Regions from separate parts of the Homo sapiens genome. Here region 1 is linked to region 2. Evidence: chromatin contacts called from ENCODE Hi-C or POLR2A ChIA-PET data. All regions are on one chromosome and are shown on one strand. The core of a region is the stretch at or near the end of the contact, and the rest is flanking DNA. Distances in the headings are between cores, read along the strand shown. Region 1 overlaps RAP1GAP (RAP1 GTPase activating protein). Region 2 overlaps ALPL (alkaline phosphatase, biomineralization associated).

Evidence for each region. A loop is a pair of places that touch in the nucleus more often than their neighbours do. ChIA-PET counts read pairs that join two places held with the same protein, here RNA polymerase II (POLR2A). Pooled maps may share reads with other maps.
Region 1: a map of mammary epithelial cell shows a loop between it and region 2 (9-fold over the local background). The contact joins two enhancer-like sites. A Hi-C loop is called at or near these places in 9 of 168 maps with a recorded cell type or tissue (Caco-2, IMR-90, K562 and 6 more) and 10 of 50 pooled maps. POLR2A ChIA-PET finds 5 or more read pairs at or near these places in 5 of 52 experiments (AG04450, B cell, Panc1 and 2 more).

Annotation. Positions count from the first base shown.
Region 1 is chr1:21,657,080-21,662,968 of GRCh38, reverse strand. The region is part of intron 1 of RAP1GAP (RAP1 GTPase activating protein); the gene reads left to right. Among named protein-coding and RNA genes, the nearest start is that of RAP1GAP, 9.3 kb to the left of the region's middle. RefSeq lists silencers at 3,334-3,383, 3,454-3,613. Within about 2 kb of position 3,733, at least 2 of the 41 ENCODE cell types and tissues checked have a DNase peak (open chromatin) inside an H3K27ac peak, as active enhancers do.
Region 2 is chr1:21,531,404-21,537,104 of GRCh38, reverse strand. All of the region lies in intron 1 of ALPL (alkaline phosphatase, biomineralization associated), which reads right to left. Among named protein-coding and RNA genes, the nearest start is that of ALPL, 25 kb to the right of the region's middle. RefSeq lists an enhancer at 2,085-2,814. Within about 2 kb of position 2,109, at least 2 of the 41 ENCODE cell types and tissues checked have a DNase peak (open chromatin) inside an H3K27ac peak, as active enhancers do.

The DNA.
Region 1 (5,889 bases), core at 2,484-4,983, 120 kb before region 2:
GATGGGGCCTGAGCAATTGGATGCAGGTGGGGGCATTCATTGAGCACTTGCAGTGTGCTGGGCCCTATGTAAGCACTTTTCATGGATCTATCTCATTTAATCCTCTTAGCAACCCTCAAGGGCTCAGAGAGGTTAAATAGCCTGCCCCAGGTCACCCAGCTGGTGAGTGGCTGGGGCTGAGATTTGAATTGAGGGTTGTGTGACTCTACTTTTAGCCATTTCTGTGTACTGCATGCAGAATGAGAAGGGGTTGGGGAGGGCGCCATACAGAATCTGTGCTCTGGGTAATGGGAGCAATTCTGGGCAGGGGCAGGAGCAGGGGTGGGGCTGAGACTTGGAGGCTCACACCTGCAGGACGTGGCCCTGAAGCTTCCAGGCCCTAAAGCTTCCAGCTCCCCCTCCCCATGGCCTATCCCTGGGGCCCAGTGCCCCAGGCTGGCTTGGGGGAAAAGGATGAATGGGGACAACTTTTCAGGGGTTCCTGTGGACACACAGTCCCACAGACCCTGACTTCTCCTGGCCCCCTACGTCTGTGTAAATTCCCAGCTTGGAAACCCAAGAAATCCCCAGCTTCAGAGCTGGGAAGGAGCCCACAGAGATCAGCTGGTCCAACCCCCTCGTTTTACAGATAGTAATTATCATGATTATGCCTGATGGGAGCAATTCACAAAGGACTTTCACATCTGGGTTGCTGCTGAGTGTGCCGGAGCCCTTGGGGCCAGCAAGATTCATCCACATTTTGTGGGTGAGGAAACTGAGGTTCATAGAGGCAAGGAGATGGACCTAGGGGCACACAGTTGACCTTGGTACAGGTCTCTTCCTTCTGAGACCCAGCACCTGTGTGACGTGGCTCTGGGGCTGCACCCTGCATTGGAGTGGGGCTGGTCCTGAGAGGTCTGTATGGGGCCAGGGCAAGTATCAGATGAGGTTCTGAGATTCCCAGTGATGCCTGCCTCCTCCCTGTCACGGGAACACCACGCCCTTCAGTGGCGTGGTCTGGAAGAGACAGACTGGTGGGCAGAGCTGTTTCCAAGAGACTTCTCTGCCCACCATGCACATGGGGGCTATGCTGCCCCAGAAAATCAGATTGAGAAGGGCCCTTGGAGGGGCCTCATTATTCAGAGAAGAAAACTGGGGAGCTGCCCACAGTCACATTGTGAGCCATTGGTGGCACTAGGCTTAGAACACAGATTTCCTGGCTCAGCTCACAGCTGTCCTTGCACGTGTCCAGTAATAGTACTAAAGACAGTCTCCATTTATTGTGTGCCTACTATGTGCCAGGGGTGAGCAGTTTACACTGAATCCTAAGAACAATCCTATGCGGTAAGTACTTTTATTATCATTGCCATCCTCTTTTACAGATGAAGAAGCTGAGGCTTTGAGAGGTTATGAAAATGGACCAAAGTCACAAGCCAGGAAGTGGCAGAGCAGGAATTTAAGCACAGGTCCATGTGATTCCAAACCCATACTGATGCCAGGCCTTATGTATATTATGATAGGACTAAAGTTGACTTTCTGTTTCTTTATGTTCATAGTCAACGTAGGCCATCATTCATTCATTGAACATTTATGGAGTGCTCACTAAAACAAGGAGACTATAGAGCTGATCAGGGTTGAGGGTCAGAGATTAGGTCATGAGGCAGGGAGTCTCAGACACTGCTAAGCTCTCTGCCTCCACCAAGAATGGCTGCGTCTCCCTCCTTTTTTTTTTTTTTTGGAGACAGAGTCTTGCTCTGTTGCCCAGACTGGAGTGCAGTGGTGCGATCTCAGCTCAGTGCAACCTCGGCCTCCTGGATTCAAGCGATTCTTGTGCCTCAGCCTGCTGAGTAGCCAGGACTACAGGCATGCACCACTACGCCCAGCTAATTTTTGTATTTTTACTAGAGATGGGGTTTTGCCATATTGGCCAGGCTGTTCTCGAACTCCTGACCTCAGGCGATCCACCTGCCTCAGTCTCTCAAAGTGCTGGGATTATTACAAGCATGAGCCACCGCGCCCCAGCCATCTCCCTCCTCCTCCTGTCCCCAGCTCAGCCCAACTACATTTGCAGCCTCTTCCTCTGCTTCTCCTGCCCACCTGATTTACCCCTGGGGTAAATGAAGGCATGACTCAGCTAGGGCTCCTGGGCTTTGTGTATCCCAAAGAAGACCCTACTGGCAACAGTGTTAACAGCCACCACCGTGCAAGCCGTTCGTGAGCACAAGGCACCATGCTAAGGTGTCTGTGTGCATCACCTTGTTTAACACGCCATCACTCTGTGAGCTAAGAGCTAGTATCATCTCCATTTTCCAGATTGGAAACTAAGGCTGACGGTCACAGCTCAAGACTGAGTCGGGGCTGGGTGCAGTGGCTCTTGCCTGTAATCCTGGCACTTTGGGAGGCTGAGGCGGGAGGACCACTTGAGGTTGGGAGTTGAAGACCAGCCTGGCCAAAATGGTGAAACCCCATCTCTACTAAAAATACAAAAATCAGCCGGGCATGGTGGCGGGTGCCTGTAGTCCCGGCTACTCAGGAGGCTGAAGCGAGAGAATCGCTTGAACCCTGGAGGCAGAGGTTGCAGTGAGCCAAGATCGTGCCATTGCACTCCAGCCTGGGTGACAGAGCGAGACTGTCTCAATAAATATATATAGCTGAGTTGGAACCCACTCTGTCCAGCCCTCTTGAGCCTGTGCCCTTCCTCACTGGCTCACACTGCCCTGCTCTGTATCCAGGCTGTGTAGTTATGCATTTAGAGCCCTGGTTCCTGGAAGGCAGGGCTTCAGCCAAGCAACGGGTTATTAAGCACCTACTGTGTGTCTTGGGGAGGTGCTTTGTGAGGCTAAAGCTTGTGAGGATGGGGAGATTGGGTTCCTCTGTGAGAGATCTTGAGGCTCCATGCCCGCATCCTATCCCAGAAGGCATTCAAGCCCGAGGATACCAGGACAGAGCAGCCAGGGCAGGGCAGTGTGTACTGTTGGAAGGACTTTTTCCCTGGCAGGAGCGTCCCTCACAGTGACTCAGAGCAGTGTGAAGACCTCAGAGAGGTTTTGTAGCCATATCTGCATCCACTGATCCTTAGGCAAGCCACTCAGCCTCTGGGACCTTGGCTTCCTGATCTGTGAAATGGGGAAGATGATTGTACCTAATTTACAGGGTGGGTTTAAGGACTGGATGAAAGCACTTGGCACAGGGCCTCGGGAACTAGAAGGGGCTGTGCCACTGAGCTGCAGCGCACGGGTGATAGGGACTGAGGTCCCGAAGAGCTCGGAAGAGCTGGATCTGCTCTGTTTGCACACCTCAATTTCCCCCGTCAGCCATGGCAGACATGTAACTCTTGCAGGATCAGCCTCACGGGGCTGTTGTCAGGATCACAGAGATCCCGGAACGCGTAGGTGCGGCCCCGTGATCTGCGCACCGAGAGAACGGGTCCCGCGGGAGGGGGCGGCGAGAGCACAGTGGGCGGGCGCAGGTGCGCCCTTGTGAGCTGGGAGACGTGCGGCGGCGCCTGGCGCCGGGGAGAGGGCGAGGACGGGCGCTGGGGCCGCCTCCATGTAAGGGAGGGGTGAGGAAGTGCGGGGGGTGGCGAGCGCGCGGCCGGTGACTGGGGGCGCTGTCCCGGCGGCTCCGGGTCCCCACCCTTCTCTGAGATGCTCCCGGGGCGCTGTCCCTGGTCCTGGAGCCCGGGCGGCCGTCGCCTGCAGTTCTTATGACGGCCAATTGGTGGCGCCCGAGACCGCGGCGGACTCCCGGACCCATTAGAGAACACGTTTTAAAAAGCGTTCTTCGGCCGGGCACTGTGGTTCACGCCTGTTATCCCAACACTTTGGGAGGCTAAGGCGGGCGCATCACCTGAGGTCGGGAGTTCGAGGCCAGCCTGACCAACATGGAAAAACCCCGACTCTACTAAAAATACAAAAATTAGCTGGGCCTGATGGTGCATGCCTGTAATCCCAGCTACTGAGGTGGAGGTTGCGGTGAGCCGAGATCGCGCCATTGCACTCCAGCCTGGGCGACAAGGGCAAAACTCCGTCTCAAAAAAAAAAAAAAAGCGTTCTTCATTTTCCTGTCATGATATTCCTAGGAAATAAGCCTGCCTACACACCTGACTTCAAAAACCAACTATATACTGGCATAAGAGATGAAAAAGGCCCTCCACCTCCCTACATGAATGCTGTGGCATGACCACACCACAAGAGCCAAAGAAGTAACCAGCCTTGGGCACCTATTTATTAAAAATATACCCTTAGATTTAAAAAAATTAAAATTATCGTAATAGAGATGGAGTCTTGCTTTGTTACCAGGCCGGTCTCGAACTTCTGGGCTTAAGCAGTCCTCTCACCTCAGCCTCTCAAGGTGCTGGGATTACAGGTGTGAACCACCTTGCCCAGCCTACCCTTAGATTTTTTGTTTTTGTTTTTGTTTTTTGAGACAGAGTCTCAAAAACTCCAGGCTAGAGTGTAGTGCTGTGATCTTAGCTCACTGCAACCTCCGCCTCCTGGGTTCATGCAATTCTCCTGTCTCAGCCTCCTGAGTAGCTGAGACTACAGGCGCATGCCACCACACCTGGCTAATTTTTGTATTTTTAGTAGAGACAAGGTTTCACCATATTGGTCAGGCTGGTCTCGAACTCCTGGCCTCAGGTGATCTACCCGCCTCAGCCTCCCAAAGTGCTGGGATTACAGATGTGAGCCACTGAGCCCGGCCTACCCTTAGATTTAAGAGCAGAAAGTCATGTCGCTGTACCTGACCTCTAGTTCAGAATGACTTCAGTAGCTGCACCTTTGAAAAATGTATTATGGATTAAAGCCACACCAAAAAATATTCATTTGTAAACCAGAGTTAGGTTCTAGGATGGGTTACCCGGGCTTTTTACCCACTTGAATATCTAGGAGGATATCTGATGAACAACAAATCTCCTGAAGTGGGACTCTCACCAGCGTAGCTTTCCTGTCCCCCACCCACTGAATGACAGTGGCGACCCCGTCATTTCTGAGGACTGAAACCACCCTGGCGCCCTCTGGGGGGCAGAGCCACCCTTGTTGAGAGCCACTGCCTCAATGAGGGCCTTGTCGGGGTGGAGAGGGGCTCTCAGAGTCCCAGACTGGTTGGCCTCCTGGGAGGGTGGTATCATAAGGAACTGTTGGGAAACTCTCTCCCCCCATTATAGATGAACCAGCAGAGGCCAGAAGTGGGAAGGCACTTGTGATGAGAAATGGTGGGTTGCCAGCAGAGCTGGGGCCACAGGCAGGTCTCCCCAGGTCAGGACTCCGCCAGCCCAGCTTCCTGAGGGGAGCTCTGGGCCTCAAGCAGTCTCCCAGCTTTGTCCAACTGCCCCGAAAATGGGCTGGGAGGGCCACGCCCATAGCAGTGGAGGTAGGAGATGGGGGCTGGCCGGCTAGACACCAGCCTGTAATACATGAGAGGTGTCTTGGCCTCCACTCTGCAATCCTGGAGATGCAGCAATTGCACTCTTCTCTGACCCCCAAAGAGCCATTCTGTCTCCTACCTTTATTTCTTCCCAGTAGTTAGCTGGATGCTCCATGCGTGTTTGTGAGGTGTGTACACATCTGTCTGTGTATATTGTATGAACATAAATAATGTGATTTGAGTAAGGATGTGTGGGCCTGAGATTCCTGTGCCTGTATGTGCTGTCATCAGTGTGTATTTACATGCATGTACTAACGCAGCCGGAGTCAGTAGGTGCATGTGCACTGATGGGGGACCTAAGGGTGGGAGCTGGAGTTGACCTTTGCATGTGCACGTACTTGTGGGTTTGCAGCATGGGGGCTGATGTTCATGTGAGCCTGTCTGCATGCATTTGATCTTGATGTGATCTCTACAGGCATGAGTTAGATGACTCTTTGCATGTGCGTGGCACGGTACTAGGCCAAGTGCATGTGTGACCTGGGA
Region 2 (5,701 bases), core at 860-3,359:
CTAACACAGTGAAACCCTGTCTCTACTAAAAATACAAAAAATTAGCCAGGCGTGGTGGCGGGCGCCAATAATCCCAGCTACTCAGGAGGCTAAGGCAGGAGAATCGCTTGAACCTGGGAGGTGGAGGTTGTAGTGAGCCAAGATCGCGCCACTGCACTCCAGCCTGGGTGACAGAGCAAGACTCCGTCTCAAAAAAAAAAAAAAAAAAAAAAAGGGAAGGAACCTTGCAAATCAAAAGGTACAATGCAGAAGTTTCTACGGCTCTCCACTGCACTCCCTCTGGTGAGTGGAGTGGACATCTACTGTCATTTTTGGCCACCCAGAGTCTGTTTCCCCTTCCTAACAATACCACCAAGTTTCCTTGGGAAGTGACCCTCCCCCTTTCAGCCTGGTTTGGGTGGGACTGATCCCGCCTCCAGCTCCAGGTGGACCCTGACTGGCTCCAGCTGGAAGACTCTGTCTGCTTGCTGGGTTATGAGGGTGTGAAGTGGTGGGGAAGGGCACTTTGTATAGCCTGAAGAGGAAGCAACCTCTCAGAGATGGACTAGAGAAAGGTAGAGACCTTGAGTCTTTGATAGCATCACTTGGGCTCCTAGATGCAGCCATGCCTGAAGCCTTCCTCTGAACATCCTGGCTACATGAGCCAATTAATTTCCCCATTGTGCGTCTTGGCTTTTCTGTTACTTGGAACACAGAGTCTGACCTCAGAACTGCAGCTCAGCCAGTTTTTCTCAGCGCTTTAGATTGTGAGCAACCAAATCAGGTCATTCATATTCTGCCAGCTGTTTCTGCCAGAGGAAAAATCTTGCAAACAAGCTAAAGCTGACAAGTTTCAAGTATGTGGTAATGTAAGAGTCCAACTTCCTACAAGTCACTTTCTACTTGGAATCTATAAACTTCTAGAATTACAGAAAGTTTTGGGGCTGGACTTGTCTAATAGCCCTGCAGGACTCAGATCCTCACTTTCTGACAGGTTGTTGTCCATTGAAGTTTACAACCCTTTGACCACCAGGTTCCATGCATCTATTGTGTGCCAGCCCTGTGACAGGACTTGCAGGTACAAGCTCTGCCTTCCAGGCCCTTCAGTTTGGTAATGACTGGTTATAATTCACCTTTCTAGTAGGTTTTACACAAAAGGCCTCGGAGGGAGAATACCACTACACCCATTTCAGAGGAGAAAGTAGAGACTCAGCAAGGTGAAGTGACTTGCCCTAGGTCCCTCTGCTAAACAGGGGCAGGGCCAAGCCATGTCTCCAGATCTGCCTGGGCCCAGTGCTACTGCTTTTTCTCCTAGTCATTGGAGTGGAGTGGGCTGAGGCTATCATTTCTTTGAGAGTTTGTTCCACTCAGGAGCAGTCAGAGTGGTTTAAAAAGCTAAAGAAAACGAGAAAGCTAAGTGTCATGAGCTTCCTGTCTGCCTGAAGGTCTTGACTTCTTCAGAAGCCCCAGTATTTGGCCCATCCAGCTTCACTCTCCTTTCTTTTTTTTTTGAGACAGGGTCTTGCTCTGTCATTCAGGCTGAAGTGCAGTGACACGATCATAGCTCACTGCAGCCTCAACCTCCCGAGCTCAAACGATCCTCTTGCCTCAGCAAGAGACCAAGTAGCTGGGACCACCGGCGCACAGCACCACGTTCGGCTGGTGATTTTATTTTTAGTAGAGACAAGGTCTCGCTATGTTGCCCAGACTCTCAACCTCCTAAGCTCCAGCAATCCTCCTGCCTCAGCCTCCCAAAGTGCTGGGACTCCCGGGTGAGGCCCCACACCCAGCCAAACTTTCCTCTCCTATATGGCTCGCTGCTTGCAGGCTGTGGCCAGAGAGGAAACCAGCACTGCCCTGAAATCCAGACCCCAAATGCTTTCATGGGAGACCTCGTCACCCCAAGTGAGCTGTCCCAGCCTTTCTCAGGCGTCTGCCCTATGTCTCTAAGATCCAGCTGATCTTGACTAAACACCTTCTATGCCTAGGGCTTTCCCTATATGTTATTCAACCAACATTCGCTGGAACACTGTTTATTGAGCAGCCACAATATGCCAGGGGCTGTTCTAGGTGCTGAACATAACAGCCCAAATCCCTGTCAGTGTGGCAGGCAGACAACAAGGAAGTAAGTAAAAGCAATAGAACGCCAGGTGGCGGTAAGTACAGCGGGGAAAAAGAAGGCAGGGAGGAGGACAGGGAGGTTTGCAGTTTTAAATAGAAAGATCAGAGAAGGTCTCACCAAGAAATCATTTCACTGTGGCCTTGCAATGATCCCACACAGGCCAGAACGTGATTCCCAAATCACAGATAAGGAGGGATAGGGTTTCAGGATAACTCTCAAGTCCATGCATGTCAATACAACCAGCGCAACTGGATTCTTGCCCAGGGCCTCCTGTCTCCCTCGTGCCCTCTCCCCTAACTCTACCAAGGGGTACTAGCAGCCCTTTTGCAGAGGAAGAAACTGAAACCACAAACCCAGACCCTCAAGAGTACACCAGGGTGAGGGACAGCGGTGGGGGGCTAGAGTTCAGCCCCAGAGCTGCCCTCTGGGCCTATCTCTTGGCAAAGCCCACATCCACTACCCTAGGCTTCAGTCTGAAGCTTCAGCTCTGGGTTTGTTGAAACTCAATCCTCCTCTTCGCTGACTCCGTGTCCTCCCAGAATCCTCCTCCCTTTCCCAGAGCCCCTGTGGCTCTCTATCTCAGGTCTTATGAGCCCCAAATTGTCCAACCCACCTTTGTTCTGCCTCCTCAATTAACTTCTGGCTTATCACTAAGCCCACATTTGCATGAAACTACAAAAGGCATCTTGCATATGGCCAAGGGCGGACAGTCAGAATATACATGTAGGATCCAGGTGTGGTGGCTGACACGTGTAATCCCAGCACTTTGGGAGGCCAAGGCAGGAGGACTGCTTGAGCCCAGGATTTCAAGACCAGCCTGGGGAACATGGCGAAATCCTGTCTCTACAAAAATTAGCCAGGCATGGTGGCACACACCTGTAGGCCCAGCCACTCAGGAGGCTGAGACTGGAGGATCGCTTCAGCCCAGGAGGTCTAGGCTGCAGTGATCCGAGATTGCGCCACTGCACTCCAGCCTGGGAGACTTCTCACTGTGCTTTCCCATCTGCCTGTATTTGGTAATCTCCCAAGTCCCAGTCTAATCTTCTTCTTCTTCTTCTTCTTCTTCTTTTTTTTTTTTTGAGACAAGAGTTTTACTCTTGTCACCCAGGCCAGAGTGAAATGGCACGATCTCGGCTCACTGCAAACTCCACCTCCGAGGTTCAGGCGATTCTCCTGCCTCAGCCTCCCGAGTAGCCAGGATTACAGGCGCCCACGACCACACCTGGCTAATTTTTGTATTATTAGTAGAGATGGGCGGTTTCACCATGTTGGCCAGGCTGATCTCGAACTCCTGACCTCAGGTAATCCACCCACCTCAGCCTCCCAAAGTGCTGGGATTACAGGCGTGAGCCACCGTGCCCAGACCCAGTCTAATCTTCTGAATAGTGTGGCATGGTGGAAAGACCTTGGTCTTGTGGGAAGTGGACCTGGGGTTAAGTCCTGGCTGTGTAGCTTTGAAAGCAACTTTGGGGTTTCAGGTTCCTTATCCATAAAACAAGGTTGGTCATCCTCACCTTGCAGGGTTGTTTTACAGATAAAATGCAGTGGAGAGCATCCGTTAAAAGTTAAAATTCAACAGAGAGTGTATTTGGAAAGCAGAGCCCGGCAGATAATCATCAAGAATCTACCAAACTGAAAGGAGATGTCTGTATAGTGGTGAAACAACTGTCACCAGCAGAATGACAGCTGCATTCACTGTGCTCCTACACTTTGAGGTAGGTACTCTTAGTATCATTCACATTTTATGAAGAGGAAAAAAGCACAGAAAGGTTAAGTAACTTGCCTGAGGTCACACAGCAGACCTGCAGCAGAGCTGGGATTCTGAGCCCAAATTGTCCAACTCCAAACTACAAGCTCTTAACCCATATATTAGGGTAAGTAAACGGTGGCTTTCCATGTTGAAAGAACTGCTCCATGATACATAGCGTTAAGTGCTGACCCAGGAAGGGCTGGTGGGCAGCCCCACTCCAAAGCTTGTGCTCCCCACCATGGTATCACAACAAACTGAAAGGGACTCTAGGAATACTCTAACCCAACACCTTCATCTTTTTCTCCAAGAGAAGCCTGAGGTCCAGAGAGGTAGCATGACCTGCCCAAAGTCACACAGCCAATTAGTTGAAGAATCAGGACAGGCACCCTGGTGTCCTGACTCCAGAACCCTATGCCATCACTGAGTGTCACCTTGACCATGAGGCATGGTCAGGGAAGGAGTCTTGAGGATGTGCTGAAGTGTTTCAGCAGAAGTGGAGGGAAGGAAGTCTAAGCTGCTGGAACAGCCCATGCCAAGGTCCAGAAGCCGTGAACGTCTTTCCTGGAGAACAGGGAGCTGTAAGGTGCACGCAGAGGTTTGGGTGGGGCAGAGAATGAGGCTGCTTTCTCATATTGAATATTTGCTTTCAGCTCTTTTATTTTTTACACTCTCTCATTCTACTTTATGCTGCAAATGTTTTTCCTTATTTCTCTTGTTTCCTTATTTCTCATGTTTCTGATGTTTATTTAAAATATTGGTCTTGGGCTGGGCGCAGTAGCTCACGCCTGTAATCCCAGCACTTCAGGAGGCTGAGGCGGGCGGATCACATGAGGTCAGGAGTTCGAGATCAGCCTGGCCAACATGGTGAAACCCCATCTCTACAAAAATACAAAAATTAGCAGGGCATGATGGCAGGTGCCTGTAATCCCAGCTACTCGGGAGGCTCAGGTGGGAGAATCGCTTGAACCTGGGAGGCAGAGGTTGCAGCAAGCTGAGATCACACCATTGCACTCCAGCCTGGGTGACAAAGCAAGACTCCATTTCAAAAAATAAAAAATTAAAAAAAAAATCTTGGTCTTTTTATTCTAATACCACTGACTCTGGGTTGTCTCTAATCAGTTTATGGTTTTACTTTTGAATTCATTGTGCTCTGGCTGGTGGTGGGACAGGGGATTGGGGAATCCACACGCTCCTTGCCCCAACAGAGAGAGAAGACATATGGCTCCTGGGTCCTCCTTCTCAACATCAATCCCAAGTAACAACAGAACAAAATACCACTAAGCCTAGGCAACAATGGGGAAACAGAATCTCCTGGGAGATGGAAGAGAGTTTAAACTAGTGTGTGTAGGGTGGCGGGGAGGGGTTGCTGCAGCCAGGAGAAAAGGCAGGGCATGGTCTTTAGGGTGGAGAGAATATTACAGAAAAGAAAACAGGGTTTGAGTTCTCCTCTTGCCTCTCTGTTCCAAGCCCAGGCCCCCATACACACACCCACTGTCCTGGAACAACTAAGGTCAGAGCTGGGTGTGGGGTTGGAGTTCAGCCCCACAGCCACCCTCTGGACCTGCCTCCTGGCAAAGCCCACATCTGCTACCCTAGACCTCAGTCTCCAACTTCAGCTCTGGGCTTGTTGAAACTCCATCCTCCTCTCTGCTGACTCCGTGTCCTCCCAGAATCCTCCTCCCTTTCCCAGAGCCCCTTTGGCTCTCTATCCCAGGACATGTGAGCCCCAAATTGTCCAACCCACCTTTGTTCTGCCCCTCAATTAACTTATGGCTTATCACTAAGCCCACATTTTCATGAAACCCACAAAAAGTATCTTGCATAAAGCAGCCCAGGAGGATGGCACAAGT